Linked DNA regions of Mus musculus: region 1 is linked to region 2. The links are chromatin loops, found by intact Hi-C in ENCODE. Cell type or tissue: heart. All regions are shown on one strand. Each heading gives the region's core, and the rest is flanking DNA. Links, peaks and the distances in the headings are about the cores only. Region 1 holds the start of Gm32997 (a long non-coding RNA gene). Region 2 has its middle 20 kb from the start of Gm33103.

The links. Peaks named below come from ENCODE experiments on the same cell type or tissue, not always from the same donor. Only the 100,000 strongest peaks of a DNase experiment are listed, where the experiment ranks them.
Region 1: it touches region 2 in a loop (6-fold over the local background); 7 of 42 quality-filtered maps call a loop at or near these places.

What each region holds. Positions count from the first base shown.
Region 1 is chr8:68,948,839-68,959,657 of GRCm38, forward strand. Gm32997 (a long non-coding RNA gene) reads left to right here and starts at 5,165. Exons shown (of 3, transcript XR_379062.3): 1 at 5,165-5,254; 2 at 6,567-6,705; 3 at 6,885-7,345. In heart, for the core only: a CTCF peak has its summit at 6,978 (motif pointing right); DNase peaks (open chromatin) are centred at 5,303 and 5,433; H3K4me3 peaks cover 687 bases; H3K27ac peaks cover 942 bases.
Region 2 is chr8:69,017,393-69,028,211 of GRCm38, forward strand. No RefSeq gene overlaps it. Among named protein-coding and RNA genes, the nearest start is that of Gm33103, 20 kb to the left of the region's middle. In heart, for the core only: CTCF peaks have their summits at 2,925 (motif pointing right) and 6,213 (motif pointing left); a DNase peak (open chromatin) is centred at 6,119.

The sequences.
Region 1 (10,819 bases), core at 1,632-9,631, 68 kb before region 2:
CTGCCTGCATAAACTGAGAACATAGGGGGAGTTCAGCCAAAAGCATCAGGAAGAGTCCAGAACAAAGACTTAGAAAGTAGTAAACTGACCCTGGCCTACAAACTGGACCAGGTTGTGAGAGGAGAGAAGACAAAGAGAGTGCAGGTAAAGTAGAGCAAGAAAGAGGGCCAAGAGAGAGGGGCAAGAGAGAGGGGCAACACAGCATAGAGCTGACATAGTGTGAAGCTGTGGGAAGGAAGCACATGAGCTAGAGTTTAAGGTAAAGGATAGAGTTAGGAAAGCTGAGAAGAAACACAGGTACTTGAGGAAGCCTGGTAGCCAGGAAGCCCTTTGGTATTCTAATAGACACCAAAGATAGCTAGTTGTCTTGAGTTTCTTTTGGCCTGAACCAACCTTCCATCCTCCCTCCCTCCCTCCCTCCCTCCCTCCCTCCCTCCCTCCCTCCCTCCCTCCCTTCCTTCCTTCCTTCCTTCCTTCCTTCCTTCCTTCCATTGTCTGTTAGGGAGTTTGATCACAGAACTCCAGATGTAAGTACTACACCCATCTCCATTTCAGTTTGGTGGATAGGATGAATTAATCTACAAAAAGTGGATAACTTCATATATAGAAACAACAAGTTGAAATGTAGAATGGATAAAAATGCTTTATTGGCTGGTGGCTCTTCAATTACAGTCATGCATAGTGCTCTCTTTGTACCATATTAAATAAACCCTTTTTCTTTAAAACAAAGGGAAAAACTATTAACAATTATAACAAAAACAACAAAATACCTAGAAACTGATTTTTAAAAACACATTAAAATTATACCTGGAACAGATAGTACAAATAGAGAAAAAGCAGATGAAGAAATAGAACATTAGTCCATAATTTGGATGAGAACTTTCAAAAAGAAAACTATGTACATGTTTCTTTAATCACTTGCAAATTAAATAAGATTAAGAAGAAAGGTTGTGAGAAAGAACAAGAATAGAACACAAGGATAAACTTTGCCACATATTAAGATCAAGCAATGTAATAAAAACAGTATTGTCTGGTGGGTGAAGAGATAAGGCAATAGTGCAAAAACAGACAATATGTGTCTAACTAGTGCATATGCTTATCTGGTTAGTATGCATTGACAATAGGACAACCTTTCAAATCATTAGAAAATAACTAAAATTATATTAGTTCATATGTGCTCTTTTAACAGTTGTTAGCCACAGAGAAAAGCAAATTTATCACCACTTCATATATTTTAAAGATTTTATTTTTATCTGCTACCATGGCAGATAAAAATATCTGCATGGGGACCTTGCATGCAATGGCTGTGAGCTGCAGCTTATTTTGGAGTGCACTGAACCTTTTGCCTACAGGTGTTGCCCAATGGGACTTTGGAGACAGTTTTCTGGGTGTATATTCATGTCTCTGATCTCAGCACTGTCCCTAGTCTAGCCATTAGACAGGTAGGTATGTCTGTTGCCTTTGGGAAGCCCCAGGGCAGTGACCAGAATTCACACTGGGCAGGTCATCCTGTCCACTGTAAGGACTGTGTGATTTATGTTCCCTGGCTGCCAGAAGAGCCACACCTTAAAAAACTGGGACGTCACCAAATCTAATGCAGATGAACCTGATGACCTGCTAGCTGAGGAGCAGCGCATCCTTGATGGCTGTGGGGTCCAATGCATCTCCAGTGTGGTCCCCTAGGCAAATGGTCGGCCCTGCACTCCTGAGGGCTTCCACTGTCCTAGGCTGCACCCTACCAAATCATCTTCAGATCTAGTCAAAAATTCATTTTTACTTATGTATGTATAGCACCTATGTAAGTATATGCCTCTTGTGGGTGAGCGCCAGTGGAGCCTGGAAGAGAGTCTCAGATCCCATAAAACTGGAGTTAGATACAGCTGTGAGGCACCCCATACAGGTGCTGGAAACCAAACCAAAGGATCCCTTAGCTTCTCTTAGCATTTCTCCAATACCCATTAGTTTATATCTTACAAATAAACAAACAAACAAACTCTACATGACCTAACATTTAAAAATCATAAATATGCTAAAAGAAAATGCAACAGCCAAAAGGATCTTATTCTTGGGGTTGATAAGGCATTCCTGAGTATAAAATGACCCAGAAGCCATAACAAAAATTAAAGTCTGAACCTTCATTAAGTTAAAGTATCTTTGTGTATCCACAATAAAGAAAAAATTACAGGGATAATTTCTTATTTAAAAAAGCATCTATAAATCAATAAATTATTTTCTGGCAAATTATTAAAGAAATATAAAAATGCAACCAGATATTCAGAGATAACATATAGTTTTAGAATTTGTAAAATGGTATTTCATTTTAGATTTAGTCATAATAACATGAATGAAAAGCAAAGCTAAAAAGAAAAATGACATCTTTGAAAAAAGTGAAAATTTAATTAAAAACTGTATTGATAAAAATATGATGCATTTCTATATAGTTCTATGTTACTGTATAAAAAGAAATAATTTCATATGCATTAAAATGGCAAGATCTGAAAATGTATTGTCAAATAGTTACAGAATGTTTGTTATCCCTTGTGGGAGGGAAGCATACAGAACTAAATACTTTCTGGTTTTTTTGCTTACAACTTAGTGTGTGTGTGTGTGTGTGTGTGTGTGTGTGTGTGTGTGTGTGTGTGTGTGTGTGTGTGTGTAGTGGAAAGTTTGGAAAGTCAGATGTGTTGGATGTTTTGTTGGGGCAGATATGTGAAGGAATGTTTTCCTGAAGCAGACATACATGAAAAGATGTTTTGCTAAAGCAAACACATGAGAGGACACACGATATTAAAAAGGACCCAACAGATGGTGGATGATGTTGGATGGTATTGATATGTTTTGCCATTCCTTAATGGTCATCGTTGGCTGCTTCTGCAGACTCCGGCAAATTAATAGAGTGATGTCAGCTGAGGCAAGACCTATGGCAGGACACATTATGTTTGGAGGGAGTATAAATAGGACCCAACGGACAGTGACATGTCTTGCATAGCTAGCTTTACAATGCTTCTTGGTCTTGTGCCTTCACTGATCTTTGTTGCCTTGAGAGAGGCACAGCAGAGAACTTCTCCTGGTGTCCCTGCTAGTCCTGGTGGTTTCTGCTGACTTGTGCTGATTCAGTAGATGCGTGGCTGTTTCTGCTGGGTTCTGCCACCACTGCTGATTTGTGTTTGCTCTCCTGACGTTGCTGAAGTGGACTGCTGCTGTATATTCTACAACGCAGATTGGATTTGCTCCAAAGAACTATTTCTAAGCTGTTCCACTTCCCCATATCCTAATAACCTTTCTTTTCCACTACCTCTGGTGGGTGGTGGGCTAGAAGGGAGGTTAAACCATTCAAGACCCTTACTAAATGTAGATTTTGAAAAGAAATCAACGCCTACATGTGTGTGTATGTGTATGTACCATATTGACAAAGCTGTATGTATTTACAATGTACAACATGATATATAAAGTATGCATACACTATGGAAAGACTAGCTCTAGCTAACTTACAAATGAAATACCTCACATACTTACAATTTTTGTAAAATATTTCCAATATCCTAAGATTTTATACAATACATTGATCTGCCACCATGTTACACAATAGCTCGCTTAAACTTGTTCTTCCTGCCTCACTGAAATCTTGTACCCTTTAGCGGAGCCTCTCCAACTCTCACTAACCAACTCAGCCACAGAAAAATCTACTCTACTTTCCATTTCTGTGATCCAAAAAAAAGTCCAGAAAATGTAGATTCAAATGTGGTGAAGTGACATCTCAACAACTGTTACAACAGCTGTTACATAAAAAAAAAAAAAAAAAAAAAAAAACTATGCCATTGAGATGGCTCAGCACATAAAGTTATGTGCCACCAACACTGACAGGCTGAATTCTGTCCCCAGGACCCACAAGGTGGAAGGTGGGAACAGTTTCCTAAAAGTTACCCTCTAACCTCTACATTCACACTATGACACACACATGCCTGCATACACACAGACACACTACACCACACCACACCGCATCATACCACACACAGACAGAGACACACCACATCACACCACACCACACAGACACTAAGTATGAATAAGTAGCTGGGAAAAAGGAAATGCTTCCACACACACCCTTGATGGGAATATAAATTAGTCCACCCATTCACTAAAGCAATTTATAATCACATGACTCAGCAATTTGTCTATCTGGCATATATCCAAAGGAGATAAAAAGCAGTGTGTTTAGGAGATGCCTACACTGTCCACAATAGTCATGAGATAGAATCAACTTTAGTGTCCATCAATAGAGAAGCAGGAAAAATGAATGTGACTAACATGCATGCGTGTTTATGAGTCCAGGAAAATGCTAGTCAGTAATAAAAAGAAGGCAGTCCTGTCATGAGTGGCAACATGAATGAACCTGGAGATTACTGTGTTATGTGAAACAGAACAGATGCAGAAAGACAATAAACTCATCTGTCTGTAGGAGCTCAAAGGACTGTACATATTTTAAAATGCACTGGCCATTCCTACTAGAATTCTCAGATTATAGAGACCTGAGACTGGAAGTAAGCGCTTCTAAGTCAGGGTACCTGATAACTAAAGGACAGAGACAGAGTTATGTTTTATAAAACCAAAGAGACAAGGAATATGTTTTGTGGAGGCGCGGTATGGTGTGGAGGAAGGCGGTGCCTCTGCGGGGCCATGCTGAGGCATCCCTTACCCTTGAGGGACCAGCCCCAGGATAGTGGGGGAGTGCGGGGGGGGGGAGGGCAAGAGAAGAGAGTAGGAGCGGAGCGAGTGGGGGGGAGCGTGGACTGGACGGGGCAAGCAGCCTCTTTTATAGTGAGTCAGGCACACCTGGCTGTTGCCAGGTAACTGTGGGGCAAAGCCTAAACCAAATGCCAAGACAGAGAACATAGCTCATCTTCTCACTGTATCCCCTGGTGTACCTTTTAATTCTTAAGTACTTGTGTGAATTTTTTCTCAAATAAAAATAAAAATTGGTTTAAAAGTTATCCAATTAAAATGTATCCAACCAACAGACACCACTGCTTTTTCGAGCCACAAATAAGATGCCTGCACTGGGAAAGAATAGAGCTGGGGAACGGATTCCGGAGAAAAGGATGTCAGTTTTTGGCACTGCTTTATCTGGGAAAAGGAAGTCTGCAGCAGTTGCTTTTGATTACATGAACAGCATTGCAGCAGAAAATACTGACGGCCAGCTGTGGTTTGTCTCTGCTGAGTCTGCAGCAAGGAGTTATTAGGGCAGAAGGGACTTGCGGTAAGAAAAAAAATGTTGGTAAAGTGCTCCACACTGTCGGTCTTGGTCAGTGCTTGAATACTAACTAGGTCACTAGACCATGTTTTTCGGGGGTGTTGCTTCATGTCCTCTCCTTTATCTTATCTCTGTGTTATCCAAACACACAGAGAGCCTGTGAGGTTACTTCAGGTCACTGTGGGAGCCACCCGGATGGGTTGGGCTGCTCACAAATCTGGCAGGGATGAGGCACCACAGAGGCAGCAGGGACAGATTTCGGGTAGCAGACAAGCTGAACACGCGAAGTCACCGCAGTTTAGCCCAGGGAAATTTTTCTAGGTGCATTTAGAATGGACTTCTAGAAAATTCTCCAGAAATGTCTAGCGGTAAATTTTGACCCACACTGGATAAACGGGAGACACTACTGTATTATTTTTAAAAAGAGGAAAAGAAGGGGAAGCAAAGTAGACCGACTTCTTGGTGTTTTCCCTGTCAAAATACTTAGTGGCAGAAATTTCAATTTACCATTCATTTTCTAAAGGGATTGTTGCCTATTTCCCTGTCCCTTGGCGTGATTCTTTTTATCTCAGTGTCCTAGTGTCCTAGACCATCCTTGCTTCAGAGCACCAGAAAAGATTTCCCAGGTATGGGTGTGGGTTAGACTTCTGCAGCCTCGTAGGACAGTTGAGGACATGATGGACCTCCTCCCTTCTGCCAACAGCTCAGGCTAGGATACAGGGTAGGAGGTAAAAATGCCTTGGGGAAAATACACATTTCCAGTTGCTGTGGGGCTTGTTATTTCTCAACTGAACAAATTATTCTATGCCTAGAAACAAAGAAGCTTTGAGGTACTTAAAATCTCTCTCTCTCTCCTCTCTCTGCAAGTGCCCCTTTCTTTCTTTCTTTTTCTATCCCTCCCCTCCCCTCCACCGCTTCCCCATGGTGACTTCACTGGCCTTGGCATTGGGGCCAGTGAACTTGTCCACCCAAGAGCAGCTTTTCAATAAACCTGCCTTTAGTGTGTGTGTGTGTGTGTGTGTGTGTGTGTGTGTGTGTGTGTGTGTGTGTGTGTGTGTGTTTGCTCTACAACAAAGAGATTAGTGGAATGAAAACTTGAGACCAAAGTCTACCATGAACTCAAATAAAGAAAAAGGACATTGGGGGCCCACGTCCTTAGGAAAAGTGAGCCAGAACACAGCTCTAGTTTCTCAAAGAGAGGCAAGAGAGACAGTTGATTTGCACCTCCCAGAGAGGTTACTTACTGTTGTCAACCGTGGCCCAAAGCAGACTTGCTTCTGGGAATTGGATTTGTCTTTAAGGAGAACTTCTTTTCCAGATACAACAACGGAGCTCTCATGTCTAACTTCCCAGAATCCAAATTCAGGAAAGTATTCTGGCTCGTTCACTCAGAACCTGTCCTTTGACCCTCATCCAGATGTGCATTAGGGGAGAACAAGAAAACATTATCAAGTGAGGTGAGCTTGTCATTTCTTCTTGATCTCCCTGGTGGCTTTGCCCTGTTCCTCACAGGGTCATTTGTACTGTTCTCTACTTTTCAAAGCGCTAATCTAAATGTAGTTCTTTGCCCATCTGGTTGGAACCACATCCCGCAGCAGAATAGCACAATTAAATCATGTACTTTCCTTCCCATCAGGGATGATTTCAACATGTGGATGAAAGGAACTCTGCAAGGAGCTGCAAGGGGGAAAAGGCTTACTGGGCTCAAAGGCACATTTTCTTCTCACCACGGGGCCTTTGCATGTCCATCAGCCACCAGAGAGCAGCAAATTCTTCATCTGCATATGATGGATCTCTCCAGTCCTAGATACGAGACTGACTCCTCAGAAGAGCACTGAGTATCCCAGCATCACTCGGATATGACTCTGTAGTGGCATGGACAGAAAGCTTCTGACCTAAGACACCATGGCTGAGGTAGAAAATGGACCTGTGCTCTGTTTAAAGGAATAAGGCCACTTTTCCAAAGCCGGTTAGGGCCCATGAAAGACTTTTTATGTTTATATGTGGGAATCCCAACCTAACCCCAAAACAATCTACAGCAGATGTTATTTAAAATGAATTCTATGTTAATAAAATAGTCTCCTATTTTGGTTTTCATTAGGTTTATTTGGGAAAGTTTGTTAAGTAGCGGGGAAAACTAACCTGAAATTGTCTTTGGATGTGTTTGGATGGAATGGGGGTTAGTTTGTTTATTAGTTTGTTTGAGATGGGGTCTCATTAAGTAGCTCAAACTGTCTTGGAACTCACTAGGTAGACCAGACTCACTTCAAACTCATCGAGACCCATCTACCTGTGTCTCCTGCCAGCTGGGATTAATGCTGGTGTTGTTACACCCAGATCTTGGATCTAGTAGTTTAATAGACTATCTTGTATTAATTCTTTAGCAGTTTCATCCTTGTAAGCATTGCATCTTGATCACACCTATCCAACATCAACCATTCCCTTCCACTCCCCAAAAGAACACCTAAGTCCCCCTTCCAGTTTTATATCCTTTCTGTTTTATTAGAATGTAATACAGTTTTGTAGATATTCTTTATTACCTTTAAATTTTAGGTTTTTTAAGATAGCACACAAGGTAATGGATTTCATTATGGAATTTTCATACACATATGCATTTATGTTTCTTTTCACTCTCTTCCCCCTCTGTGGTCTACTCCAGCCTTCCTCTTGCTGGCCCCTCACTTTCCTCATATAGCAACCCCTTGCTGAACTTTTATGTTGCTGGTATTGGGAGGTATCAAGAAGAAGACTACATGGACACGGGTTCAAGCCAATAGGAAGTCTTTATTAGCCAGCCAGCAACTACACTGGGTGTTCAGGACACCAGTGCAGTTTTGATGAGCTTTGGGCTGGCACACCCAAGTTAGCAAGAATAATTAGCCAGAAACGGAACTACAGAAGCCAAAAAGCAAGGTTAGAAGATTTTGGAAGACTTTCCTTCCTTCCTTTCTTCCCTCCCTTCCTCCCTTCCTTCCTTCCCTCCTCCCTTTCTTTCTAAGGTTACTTCTGACCATGGCTAAAGTTTAATTGTCCCTGATTGTTGTCATAGAAGCAACAAGTCTTCCCCAGTACCACACAGATTCATTCTTGTTTCATAAAGAGATCGACTCCTCTTCAATTCTGAAAAACAACCTCAGCTAAGGTGTCTAACTGGTCTTCCAGACCAGAAGCAGAATGTTCTAGATGGTCCTAGGTTTACTTGAGGACTGAGGTTTTCTTAAGTTTTTGTACCCCATAACAGGGCTGAAGTCCAGCTGTCATGAAGCCACAGTGCCTGTCCCAGCAGGGGAGTGAGAAGAGGAGCAGCTCATCATACCCTGCAGGCCCGGAAGTTAGATGTAGGTGGGCCCTGCCGTCTTCTCCATTATAGATGAACACCTGTGGTATAACATGCAAGCGGGTACAAATGAGTTGGTTTGCCAGCGTTGAAGGATTGGGTCTTTGTTCTCATTTGGCAGCTATTGCTGCCTCCTTGCTTGGGTTTTGAGCCTGAACGGTATTTCCATTGGTATTACCAATGCTAATTCAGCAGTTTCTCCAACTCATCCAGCGTGAGACTTTCCCCTCCACGTCCTGGATTGAGTTCACCCACCTTGTTGTGTGCTTTCTGAAGTCCTTGGTCATGTTTTCTAGTATATTTTTTCTAATCTTAATCCAGAGATTTCCTGATTTTCTGGAACTGGCCTATCTGTGTCCCCCGCCCAATGCATCTGTGGATGTTCTTGTTTATGGATGCCCCAGGACTAAAGCAGTCTATGTAACCACTTTCACGGTGCAGCATGTCATTCAGGGTAAATTGAATTCATGTTACCAGATATGGTTGTTCATGTCTGCCTCAAAATAAATGACCTCTTATTCATATTGAATCAAAAGTTATGTTTATATTAATAAAAAAGTTGAATATGAGCCAGGTCTGGTGGCGCACGCCTTTAATCCCAGCACTTGGGAGGCAGAGGCAGGTGGATTTCTGAGTTCAAGGCCAGCCTGGTCTACAAAGTGAGTTCCAGGACAGCCAGAGCTACACAGAGAAACCCTGTCTCGAAAAAACAACAACAACAAAAACAAACAAACAAACAAGTTGAGTATATTACACAGGTCAAATATTTGTAAAAAAAAAAATGTATAGTTAAGTCAGGATGGGGATTAAAGTCCGCTGATAAACTGCTTGCTTAGTACGTATGAAAATGTGAATAAATCATGCCTATAATCCCTCCACTCAAAAAGTGGAAGCGAAATTTAACATCATCCTCCTACATAGTAAGTTTGAAACCAACTTGGGCTAAATGAAACACTGCTTCAAAAATAAATTGTGTGTGTGTGTGAGAGAGAGAGAGAGAGAGAGAGAGAGAGAGAGAGAGAGAGAGAGAGAGAAAGAGAGAGAGAGATTACTTGAGTCGGCTCATCGTTAGTTGATCAGACGGTAACCAAAAGCTGCCTGGAAAGTGATTGGTAAAATTCATTACATTTGGAAATAGAATAATGAATACAAACTTAAAGCATAATTTCAACTAGGCTCAAAGAAAACTAAGTTTTAAAACTCATTACAATAATAAAATAATCAAAGTAGCCCATAATAATCTTTGCTGTTGCCCATGAACACTAAGCAAGATTGTCTTCTAATTCCCTCTTATTCTTTTCCAGGTCTCTAAGCCCTAGCTTTATCTGCACTGGGGTCTCCATGATTAGTTCTAGACCAATGCTGTTAATCCATCAGGAGCAAGATCTCTGACTGTGGGCTCAACATTCCTTGAAGATCAAAGTTTCCTTAGAGGCAGATGACTAGATGGGGGCAGTGGGGCGTGTGTGTGCTGACTATGTGACCAGAGAGAAAGGACTTTGTACAAACAGCAGCACTGGGCTGGAGAGGTGGCTCAGTTGTTACGAGTGATTGCTGCTTTGCATGAGGACCAGAATTCATTTCCCAGCTTCTGCATTAGATTGCTCACAATCACAGGTAACTCCAGTTCCAGGGGCTCAGATGTCCTTTTCTGGCCTCTGCTGAGACCCATGTACTTGTGGCACACAGTGATACAGACACACATAAATTAAAACAGTTTGAAAATCCTTTGTAAGGGAGCTGAAGGGGTTGGCAGCTCCATAGGAGGAACAACAATATGAAGCAAACAGTACCCTCAGAGCCCCTAGGGACTAAACCACCAACCAAAGAGTACACATGGAGGGACCCATGGCTCCGCATATGTAGCAGAGGATGTCCTAGTTGGGCATCGATGGGAGGAAAGGCCCTTGGTCCTGTAAAGGCTCTATGTCCCAGTGTAGGGGAATGCCAGGACAGGGAAGCGGGGGTGGGTGGGTTGGTGAGCACTGTGAGGGGGGATGGGATAGCGGGGTTTCGGCGGGGAAACCAGGAAAGGAGATGACATTTGAAATGTAAGTTAAGAAAATATTTAATAAAAAATAGATCTAAAATGGCAAAAAAGATTTTAAATATATTTAAAATATACATATATTTTATATATATTTATGTACAGAAATATATAATTTATAGACATATATACATTTATAGATATATAGATAAATACATTCATATACATAAATATATACATATATTTA
Region 2 (10,819 bases), core at 1,312-9,311:
TCGGCGAAATGTTGCTAGGCAGCAGGAGCTGTGTGCAGGCTGGCCAGTTGTCTGCAGGGGCCTGGACGGGAGTCATCGGTGGAGAGGTTCTTGTTAGGAGCTCAGTGAATCACAGAAAGGGCTTTCTAAGAACAATGGCGAGTCCAGTACCTCTTAGTGAAAAATGCATGACTTCCCTCAGCCTGGTCCCCCCTGACTTCCCTCTTGCCACGCCTATAAAATGAGAGCATTTTTCAGCTGGGCTATGGGGAACTCGGGCTGCTTAGCACTACGAAAGAGAGACCAGGCTAACTAGCCACAGTGAAGGAACTTAATATTGAACCTAGGGAGAGCCACAGGAGCATAAAACAGATACTGTCACCCCAAATGAAAGAAACATCATCAGGAGCCCCTATTCTTGGGAGTAAGTGTGAATATTTTTTTAAAAAAGCATGAATTTAAGCACCACATCTGGGGTAGTGTGGAGGTTGGGATAACTTGATGCAGACACCTTCATTTTCCCTGGAGGGAAGCAGAGACTCAGAGGTGATCCCACCTGCCCAGATTGACAATTGGCCAAAACTAGAACTGGTCCCAGGTCTGTTTACCCCTTCCTCAGGACTCAAAGCCTTCACACAATGCCTTGTCCAGAGCTACACAAGAACCCCAAGGTCACTGAGGTAAGGGTGAGCCCTTGGCCTGCTGTACAGGATTAGAGAGTTGCAACCAAGTGTTCAGCAAGTAGCTCATGAACAGTGCCTGGAGCTCACACTATCAACTTTCCTTTGGCTCTTCCCTTTATAAATGTCTTTTACTCTGTCTCTTCCTACCTGCCTATGTCTCCTCTGTCAGGCAAGTATTCAGTCCTCACCAGAGCAAAAAGCCCAAGTTCCCACATCTCTACCCACTGATTCACAGCCTTTCGTTTGATACTGCAATGCTTTGGAAAGGGGAAGGGGGACCATGGCACATTTTTAACCTTCCATTATCCTCACCATTGCTGAAGCAGACTTTCAAGGCACTCCTTGCCACAGACTAACCTCTACTGGGTCTCCTATCTGTAGGGAACGGGTTTCTGGTTGCAGGTGAGCAAGGGTCGGTGAGAGTTGACAAGCAGACACAAGAGAGCGCTGAATATGAATGTATTTTGTCCAAACGAGCACCAGACTTTTACTACAGAAGAAAAACAAGAAAGTCAGGCGAACACATCCGCCAAGTTAGATTGACACAAAACAAAAAGGAATACATACATAAAAAGATGGTGGGAGCCAGGCTGAGTTTACCACTGAGAATAGGAACAACCCTTAATTTAAAAGATCAGCTAAACACAGTAGCCAGGTGAATGCTCTGATGCAATGCTAGTCTATTGTTAAACCCACCATCAGGGTTTTGTTTTTTTGTTTTTTTGTTTTGGTTTGATTTGGTTTTGGTTTTTCGAGGCTGGGTTTCTCTGTGTAGCCCTGGCTGTCCTAGAACTCACTCTGTAGACCAGGCTGGCCTCAAACTCAGAAATTACCTGCCTCTGCCTCCCAAGTGCTGGGATTAAAGGCGTGCACCACCACGCCCGGCTCAAAGGGTTCTTTAGTAAATTCCTGATTATGCTATTCCTCTGAGCTAGTGAAAAAACCTGCACCAAAGGAATTCCCTTCTACTAACCCTTTCATGCGACAATCTACCTATTTCCTAGGCCATTGTGTATTCCTGTGGTTGGGTGTGACTCAGCTATTGTCCTAAGTAATTAATATGCAGACTAGCCCTGAGCTTTCCTAGTTCTGTACTTTGTAATGCCTGATTATTTTCACTGTCTATTTTCACTGTGAATTTGAGTGTTCCTGAATAGGTAACATTCTTACTGAATTCCAAGCTCAGGGTCGGCTTCAAGGATTTTCTAGGAACCGTTGGAACACTGGTGGAGGCTTAGCTATGTCAAAATCAAACCTTAAAGGCACTTATAAGAAAACAATACTGAAAGAGAGCACAGGGATCCAAACACCAGACTAACGTGGGGACAGGCTTTGAATAAACGGGCTATGGGAATGCCAAGGTTCCAGGAGGCAAAGCTTCCTTGAAACTCCCTGCCTCAGGACTGCTTCCAGGCTTTCAGGCCTGTAATGCGTGTCACTACTGGTGTGGATGTAGCAACTCCTAAATGTCACCAGTCATGGACCTTTACAATCTTCTTTCTTCTTGGCCTTTTGCTGTGTTCCTGGCCACTACTTCCCTGAACTGTCTTCTCTCTGTTTCCAACAGCCTCCATTTCCCCCTGATTTATCTCTACTGCTCTGTGTCATTCTGCTTTATGGCCTGTGCATCATACTGGTCTCTAACTTAAAATTTATTCTCTCCTGGACCAAAGGATCAATGATACCCACCACTCAAGAAGGAGGGAAGCCGTACAGTCTCACACTTCTTTCTGTTCCTCCCTTTGGGAAAACCTTGCTAATTAAGGTCACAGTCTACCATGACTAGATAGCTCCTCTGAGCTCCACAGAAAATGGAGGTCTCCCTTTACCAGCAAGGCTTCCCCTTTTCTAACCATGTCTGTGGATCTTGACTCCCCACACCCTTACCTGGGGAAGGTTGAGTAGTTCTTGGCAGACTTACAAACTTCCTCTTTTTCCCCTATAAGAATGTGCCCAGCAAGTACCTGAGATTCCCGGAAAGTCTCCATACAAATGAGGCATTCACAGAACTTTAAACTCTAGCCAATGATTTTCAGTTACCCTGAAAATTCCTTCCCACTCTCCAAGGTTGCTGTATACCCCGGTTCACCTCAAATAAAGTGTAGGCATACCAGCCCACCCCAAATATAGCTAAGTGAGATGTTTCACAGAAGACTGTCTATCAAAGAAGGCCTTCATCTTTAGAGAAGCACCGCTCCTCCCAGCAGGCCAGGAGATCCTAAAGCCCCACCCGTTCCAGACTGTGCTTCATCCTCCAAGCCAGTAGGGGGCATCTGACCACCCTAGAGGCAGGAAGCAGAGGATGAGGAAACCCAGCTGGACCCCCAAAAGGCACACCTTACCACACTCCCCCTATTCAGTTTATAATATTTTACAAATTCTGCCTTCTTTTGTTCATCCCCTCTCTTACCTGTTTATGTCCTTTCTTGGTATTTATACTAAAACACCTAGCTGGGAGGCATTAGAGTCTGCAGACAAGAGAGCCAGCCCTTGTGATTCTCAGGCATGCCATGCTGGGGACTGGGTCCAAGGCCCCACAGTAGCTGGCATCTGTGTTAATCCTTAGCCCATGTTACCACCAAGAACCATGTGGAAGTCCATGGCCTGAACCCAGGCTGTGCTGCCACCTGAACCTGAAAGAGTAGTAAACTCAGTGCTCCAAGGTATGCTAATCATAAAACAGATAGCGACATTCCTTCCTCCACCCACCCACTTCCTGGGTTCAAAGAGTGTTCATTGGAGGAAAGTCACCCTGACCCACCCTGACCATTGCTGGAACCCACTATGCAAAGGTGCTATTGCTAGGCACTCTTAGATTGTTAGGGGCTCTTAGAAACTGTCTTGAGAGATAACCTGACACTTGTGACTTTGTACTTCCTTGTGACTCTTAACTGGTATTTTTGGTATTTTCCAACAATGCCCTTCCCACCTCCTTGAGTTGTGGTTCCTTCCTTTAAATACCCCCTTACTCAGCTACTTGGGGCGCCACGGTCCTCTACCCCTGCGTGGTGTATGACCGTGGGCCCGAGAGCGCTCTTGAATAAAAATCCTCTTGCAATTTGCAGCAAGACCGTTTCTCGTTGGTGATTTTGGGGTGTCGCCTCTCCTGAGTCAGAACATGGGGGAGTCCTCACGTTGTGGGTCTTTCAAACCCATGTTGATATCCATGGTCCAAGAAGCTTCCAAGGGCCTTGTCTGGGTCTGCGGTCCTACTGCAGCAGAGGACCATGGTCCTGGTCTGGGCTACCTCCAGAAACTGTGAAAACCCATGACCCATGCTCCAGTTGACTGTGAAGAGCAAGGAGGCAACTTTTGCTGTCATATCTGTGACTCCAGATGCACAGCTGAGGGGGACACAGAAGGCTCCTGTGACAACTCCTACTCCCCCTCAACGACCCCCACCCCAACACAGCAACAAAAAGTAAGCCATCGAAACAGCCGTTTAAAAGTATGACAGAGATGCTGAACAGTAGTTCCATACAATTGATGGCTTCTAGCTGAGGTGTGGGATAGGACGGACTCAGTTTTATCTAAAGGGCAGGTCACGGAGAGTCTGACCATGCTTCAGTGAGTGTATGGATAGCACAAGGTAGGCTTGGTGTTCTTTCCTTCTTTCCTTCCTTCCTTCCTTCCTTCCTTCCTTTTTCTTCTTATTTTTATTTTTTACTTCTTTTGAGAGGAAAATCACAATAGGGTCAGACATGGAAAAACTGAGAAGAGATTGTGATTGGAATGCATGCTGTGAAACTCCCAGAGAGTCAATAAAAACATCATGGGGGGGGGGGAATAACACCTAGCTCGTCTTCCTGATCACACAGAGAAAGAACTTTATAAAAGCACAAAGTCAGGTGTGGTGGCTCGTGCCTATAATCCCGACACTAAGGAAGCTGAGGCAGGAGAATTGCTGTGAATTCAAGTTCAGCCTGGACTACATAGTGAATTTTATCTAAGCTATTGAATAGTGAGCTCTAGGCTCATTATTTTAGAACACCAAAAATACAATAGAAGTACAAACACTGCTACATTAAGACGAAAGTAAAACATTTAAGTCATCCAGGGAAGGTGGTTCCAGGGCTCCTCCTAGAACCTGGAACATCCCCTGGTGCTTAATTTCTTACATACAATAATAACCCCGTATAAACTGTATCCTCCTGTACTCTTTAAACTATCTCTAGATTATCAAGATACTTAATCAAGTATCAAGTCAACAGAATCCTGACTTGCTGAGGAGACAAGCCTCTAGACACGTCAGTGAGAGAGTTTCTAGATTAGGTTAATTGAAATGGGAAGACCCACCCTACAGGGCCCCGGCACCACTCCACAGCCTGTAACCCCAGGCTGCATACAAAGCAGGAAGCTAGCTGAGTGTCAGCGTTCCTCTCTGTTTTCTGACAGCAGATGTGATACACAAGCTGCCTCAAGCTCCTGCCACCATGACTTGCCCACCACGATGGCCTGTCCCCTCAAACTGAGACAAAGTAAACCCATCCTCCTTTGCTCTGCTCTTGTCACACTTGATAGCAGCAGCAGACAAGTAACTATATTATGTTCACAAGCACTTTTATTGACAGGGCTGTTGAGGTTTTGTCGTTTAATGTCTATTGCAATGCTAAGTGCAAGACCCCAAAACCTGGAGCATGCATGTGTAGCCCCTGTGACCCTGGCCCCAGTTAACTGTGATTAGTAAATAAAGATGCCAACAGCCAATGGGTAGAGGAGACATAGGTGGGGATGAGGTTTCAGAAGCCGTCATGGAAAAAGGAGAACGTGAAGGAGGGAGGAGAGCCGTGGAAAAACTGAGCCACAAGTATGTGGCTAGCCAATTGGAGCTAAGGGCAGCCCAGATAAACATATTAAGTAATAACTTGGGTTATCGATAGGAAGGTAGATTCTAACAGCATGGAGGGTGGGGTTGCTGCCCAGCTACTGTGCTGACTAAGGCTATTTAAAAATATAAAGGCTGTGTGTGTCTTTCATCCAGGGACATAAATGATCTAAGGCAGGGAAGAAGCCCCAGGCCACATTGCTAAATATTTTTAGTACACAGGGTTATGCCCTCAGCTCCGGTCTTGTTTTTCCAGCATGATAACACTATAAGAGCTTCACATGTCATAACGATGACGATGGAAATGAATGAATTAGTGAGTTAGTGAGTGTAAACTGAAGGAGAGAGATGGGCGAAGGCCAAGGCAGAGAACACAATAGCATACATAGATTAGGGAGTCATCCACTGAACTTAAATGATAGGATCTGGGAAACACTGGCTTGGCCCTGAGAAGCTAGAACTTACAGCAAGCAAACCACAGCGCCTGTGGCGGCTTGTATGCTCTAACCTGGAAGGTGCCAGATGAGTGATCAAAACAAGGCCACTTCATAAATTTCCCGCAGGCCTTTTGTCAAGTAACAGTTTCACAGCGTTGGTGAGGTGGGAGGTGTGAAGAGAGGAGCTAAAAATCCCTAAAACTTAAAAAAAAAAAAAAAAAATCCCTGAAATTGAGAAAGCAGTTGCCAAGTACACTCAACCGTGTGGTGAGGGCGCCACCTGGTGGATTTACACAGGATGAACAAAGACTGCCCAAGAATGTCAGCCCAGCCTCCTTCCAACGCTGAGTTCCAGACCTGCCTGATACAACAGAAAAATAATCCCGAACCCCTGAACCCTAGTGTAACTAAAACAACCCTGAATAACAAAAGAACCGATGGGGATTTTACTATCCCCAGTTTCAGGTTGTACTACAAAGCTATAGTAATAAAAATAGCATGATGTGGATACAAAAACAGACATGCTGACCCATGGAATCAAATTGAAGACCCAGACATAAATCTACAAGCCTATGGACAAAACTCAACTTCAAATGAATCAAAAACCTCAACATAAAACCAGATACACTGGACCTGACAGAAGAGGAAGTGGAAAGAGCTCGAGCTCATTAGCATAAGAAAAATCTCTCTTTGAACAGAAGACCGCCAGCACAGAAACTAAGATAAACAACAGATAAACAAGGAATACTTGGGAACCTAAGAAGTTTCTGCACTGCAAAGGACATCGTCATTCAGACAAAGTGTCAGCCGGTAAAATGGGAAAAGATTCTGTTACCAACCAGATATCTGATAGAGGATTAGTATACAAAAACCAAACTAGGTACCAAGAAAACAAACCAATTTTAAAATGGGGCACAGATCTAAACAGAAAATTCTCAAGAGGAAATTCAAAAAGCCTGACAAACTCTTAAAGAAATGTTCAACATTCCTTAGCCACCAGGAAATGCAAATCAAAACTATTCTGAGATTTCAAGATACACCTGTCAGAATGGCTAAGACCAATAAAAGAAGTGACAGCTCGCCGGGCGTGGTGGCACACGCCTTTAATCCAAGCACTTGGGAGGCAGAGGCAGGCGGATCTCTGAGTTGGAGGCCAGCCTGGTCTACAGAGTGAGTTCCAGGACAGCCAGGGCTACACAGAGAAACCCTGACTGGGGGGGGGGGGGGTGACAGCTCATGCTGGCAAGGATGTGGAGGAGAACACTTATCCATTGCTGGTGGGGGTGAAAATGTGTACACTCCCTGTGGAAATCAGTGTGGAGTTCCTCAGAAAGATGGGGATAGATAGATCTACCTCAACATCCAGCCCTATCGTTGGCATGTACCATACAGACACTTGCTCAACCATGTTCAGTAGTTCGTTGTTACTCTATTGATAGTAGCCAGAAACTGGAGGGAAAAAAGCTAGATGTCCCTCAACAAGAATGGATAAAGAAACTGTGGTACGTTTACACACTAGAGTATTACTTAGCTGTTTAAAAAAAAGACAACTTTTGTAGATAAATTGATGGAATAGAATAAATTATCCAGAGTGAGGTAACCTAGACCCAGAAAGACTAATATGGTATGTATTTGTTTATATGTGGGTATCAGCTGTTAAGTCAGTGATCACCAAGCTATACTCTGAAGAGCAACAGATAGATATAGGGTAAGGGAAAGGAAATAGAATATATAGTTATGGGTGGATGGGGGAGCCAGAATGGGAGAATAAAGAGAAGAAGTGAGAAGAGGAAGATGAGGGAGGGAACAGAATGAGAGGCAGCTAAATAAAGGGGCATTTGAGTGGTAATATGGAAAACTAACACAATAGAAACTACCTAAAATATATGCATATATGAAGGGATAGATAAGATCACCAAGTTATGGGGAGACAGAGTCTGAACTGGTTATCTCTTATCACCACATGAATCTTCCAATATTAGGATTGGGTTACATCTTATTGAGTTGTAGGCCAAGGAGTTTCATGGGAACCCCTCAAACAACCCAAGTCGTTGCTGAAACTATAGGTTGCTCTCCACAAAACTGAAGGGAAGGCCCTATTGCTGAAGACAATACCTACACAACCCATTGACTATGGAGAAGTAGAGGCAGTGCCTGCAAAGAGCCTTCACTCCTACATTCTAGCATCTTTGGAACACCAGAAGGGAAACATGAACATCATGCCGACCACAAACCTTTGATCTACAGTAGTGTCTTGCCTGCAACGTAAGTAGGGCAATGGTGGCACAAGGCTTATGGGAGTAACCAACCAATATAAGATTTGACTTAAGACCTACACCATGACATGGAAACTATACCCAACACTGCTTGGATGCAACAACCAGAGACTAGATTGCTTAGAGACCTAGGGTAAAACCAAATATTATTATTAAGGGGAAAAATGCAGCAATGAAATGACTCCTAATGACATTCTGCTATATTGATAGATTTGTGCCCTGCTCAGTTATCATCAGGGAAGCTTCCTCCTGCAACAGATAGAGAACGAGACAGGACAAAGACCCATAGCCAGACAGTATGAGAGTGAGTAACCTTGGAATGCTCAGCCCCAAGAGATTGTCTCTATCACATCCTCCCCTTGGGGCTCAGTAAACTCTCAGAGTAGGAAGCAGAAAGAGTGTAAGAGCCAGAAAGGATGGAGGACACCAAGAAAACAAGGCCCTCTAAATCAACAGGACCTTCACACATGAACTCACAGAGACTAAAGCCACAGCCACCGTGTACCAGCTCTTTCATCCAGCTGAGAAGAGAAGTGGATACAAGCCCCACTGGAACCCAGCAGCTGTCTCTAATTGATAACCACTTTGCAAATAAAAATAAAATTTGTTTCCTCGGAGGGAGTCTCACTGGGGAAACAAACCTCTCTTAAGGGTAGGCCCCATGGCCAGCAGTAGACGGCCGACACAAAACAACTCAGAAGCATCTTTGGAGGCTTCTTGTCTCGTAATGTCCTGATTAGGGCTTTTCCTCTTCTTCTTCTTCTTTTTTTTTTTTTAATTTTATCTTGTTTTTTATTTTTATTTTATTTTGTCTCCCCAACCCAGGTCCTTCGCATATATACTAGGTTTCCAGTTTATTGTTTTTGTTTTTTTTTTCTTATTGTTTTTGGTTTTTGAGGCAGTGTTTCTGTGTAGCCCTGGCTGTCCTGCAGCTCATATAGATTAGCTGGCTTCAAACTCAGAGATCTGCTTTACTCTGCCTCCTGTGTGCTGGGATTAAAAGTGTGTGCCACCACATCTGGCCAGTTTACTGGTTTTATGAGATTCTGAGTATGCAAATAACAAGTGGATCTATTTCTTATGCTTTTAATTTTTTTTGTGTGTGTGAAGAGCTCTTTTCTTCTGTTTTGTGTTTTGTCCTATTCCAATGTTAGCTTTGGTTTTATCTTATTATATTTTTTTACTATCCCTTAAAGGTCCCTTTGTTTTCTAATAAACAACAGAAATGGAATAGATCCAGCTGGGAAAGGAAGTGGGAAGGGCTGAGGAGGAGGAAGAAGAGGAAGAAGAGGAGGAGAGGAGGAGGAAGAAGAAGAGGAGGAGGAGGAGGAGAGAAAACTTTTATCAGGACACATTATGTGAGAAGATAATCTATTTTAAATAAAAAGGAAATGCCAAAATTAATTAATTAATTAATTAATTAATTAATTAATTAAAAACAAAAAATAAAAGTATATAATTCTCTGATTTTTCTTAAGCTTTCATCCTCTTTACATACATGCATGTGTGTATATGTCTGTATTTATTTTTCTATTGCTACTAGAACAAATCCTACAAACTCAGTGGCTTAAAACAATACATCTTTTTCAAAACTCTTACTGTTCTGTAGAATAGAAATCCAAAATAAATGTCGCTGGGCTAAAATCCACGAGATGGCAGGAGGCACTCTTCTGCAGGATCAGAGTTCTGAAGAATCTGTGTCTGCGCTTTTCCCAGCTATCTGAGACCCCCATGTTCTCACAGCCCCTTCCACCTTCAGAATCCTTCTGACCCTTCTCTGGCCACACTTCACACTCGCACATTGGCTGGGACAGGTTCCCTTCCCTTAAAGATTCCATTTCTTAGATACAATCTGTCTCCTTCTCTCCCCCGCCCCCAACCCAACCCCAGAATCTGAAGACATATAATCACACCTGTAAATTTCCATGTTGTTGAGGCTCAGGCAAAGATACCCTGGGATGGTGCTTTGATCCACTATCAGGCCTGAGAAGTTGCTCAGAATGCAGGTTCCTCTGACCTTGTCTGCTTTCTCTCCTGAGCACAGGAACAGGCTCACTCTGGAACTCACTTATCTGACCAAAGGGAGAAGTGCAATTGTCTTAAAAACCTCTCCCTAAGCATCCCATCAAATAACCAGGGAAGATTAACTACTGGGGACAGAGACTAGCCATCTCCACACCTCCTGCCCAGACAGCTTTTCCAGTTTTTCCTCTCTAGCACATGGATGAACTCCAGCGCTGAGCTGCACCTCCAGCCTCCCCACCCCCTTGCCTTTTCATCTATTCTTCTGAGGACAACTCCTGGAGATTGCTCAAGAGCCTTTATCTACCCACCCCGCCAACCTTTGTTCCTCTCGCACATTCCTTTCCCTACCTCTCCCACTGCTTGCTGACAACACCCTCCCCTCCCGAGGATTCCAAGCTTCTCCCTATCCGAGTCTCCTTTCTTCTCTACAGCTGGAGAATTATGAAAGACTTGACCATCAGATCCTTTAGAGGAGACTAATCCTTTGTTCTGGTTTTGCCCAGTCATACACTCCCTCCTCTGCTCCTTGCAGCAACACGGGACAGCCAGAGTAAGTTTGTTACTAAGACACATAAAGGCTTTTCCATGGCAGAC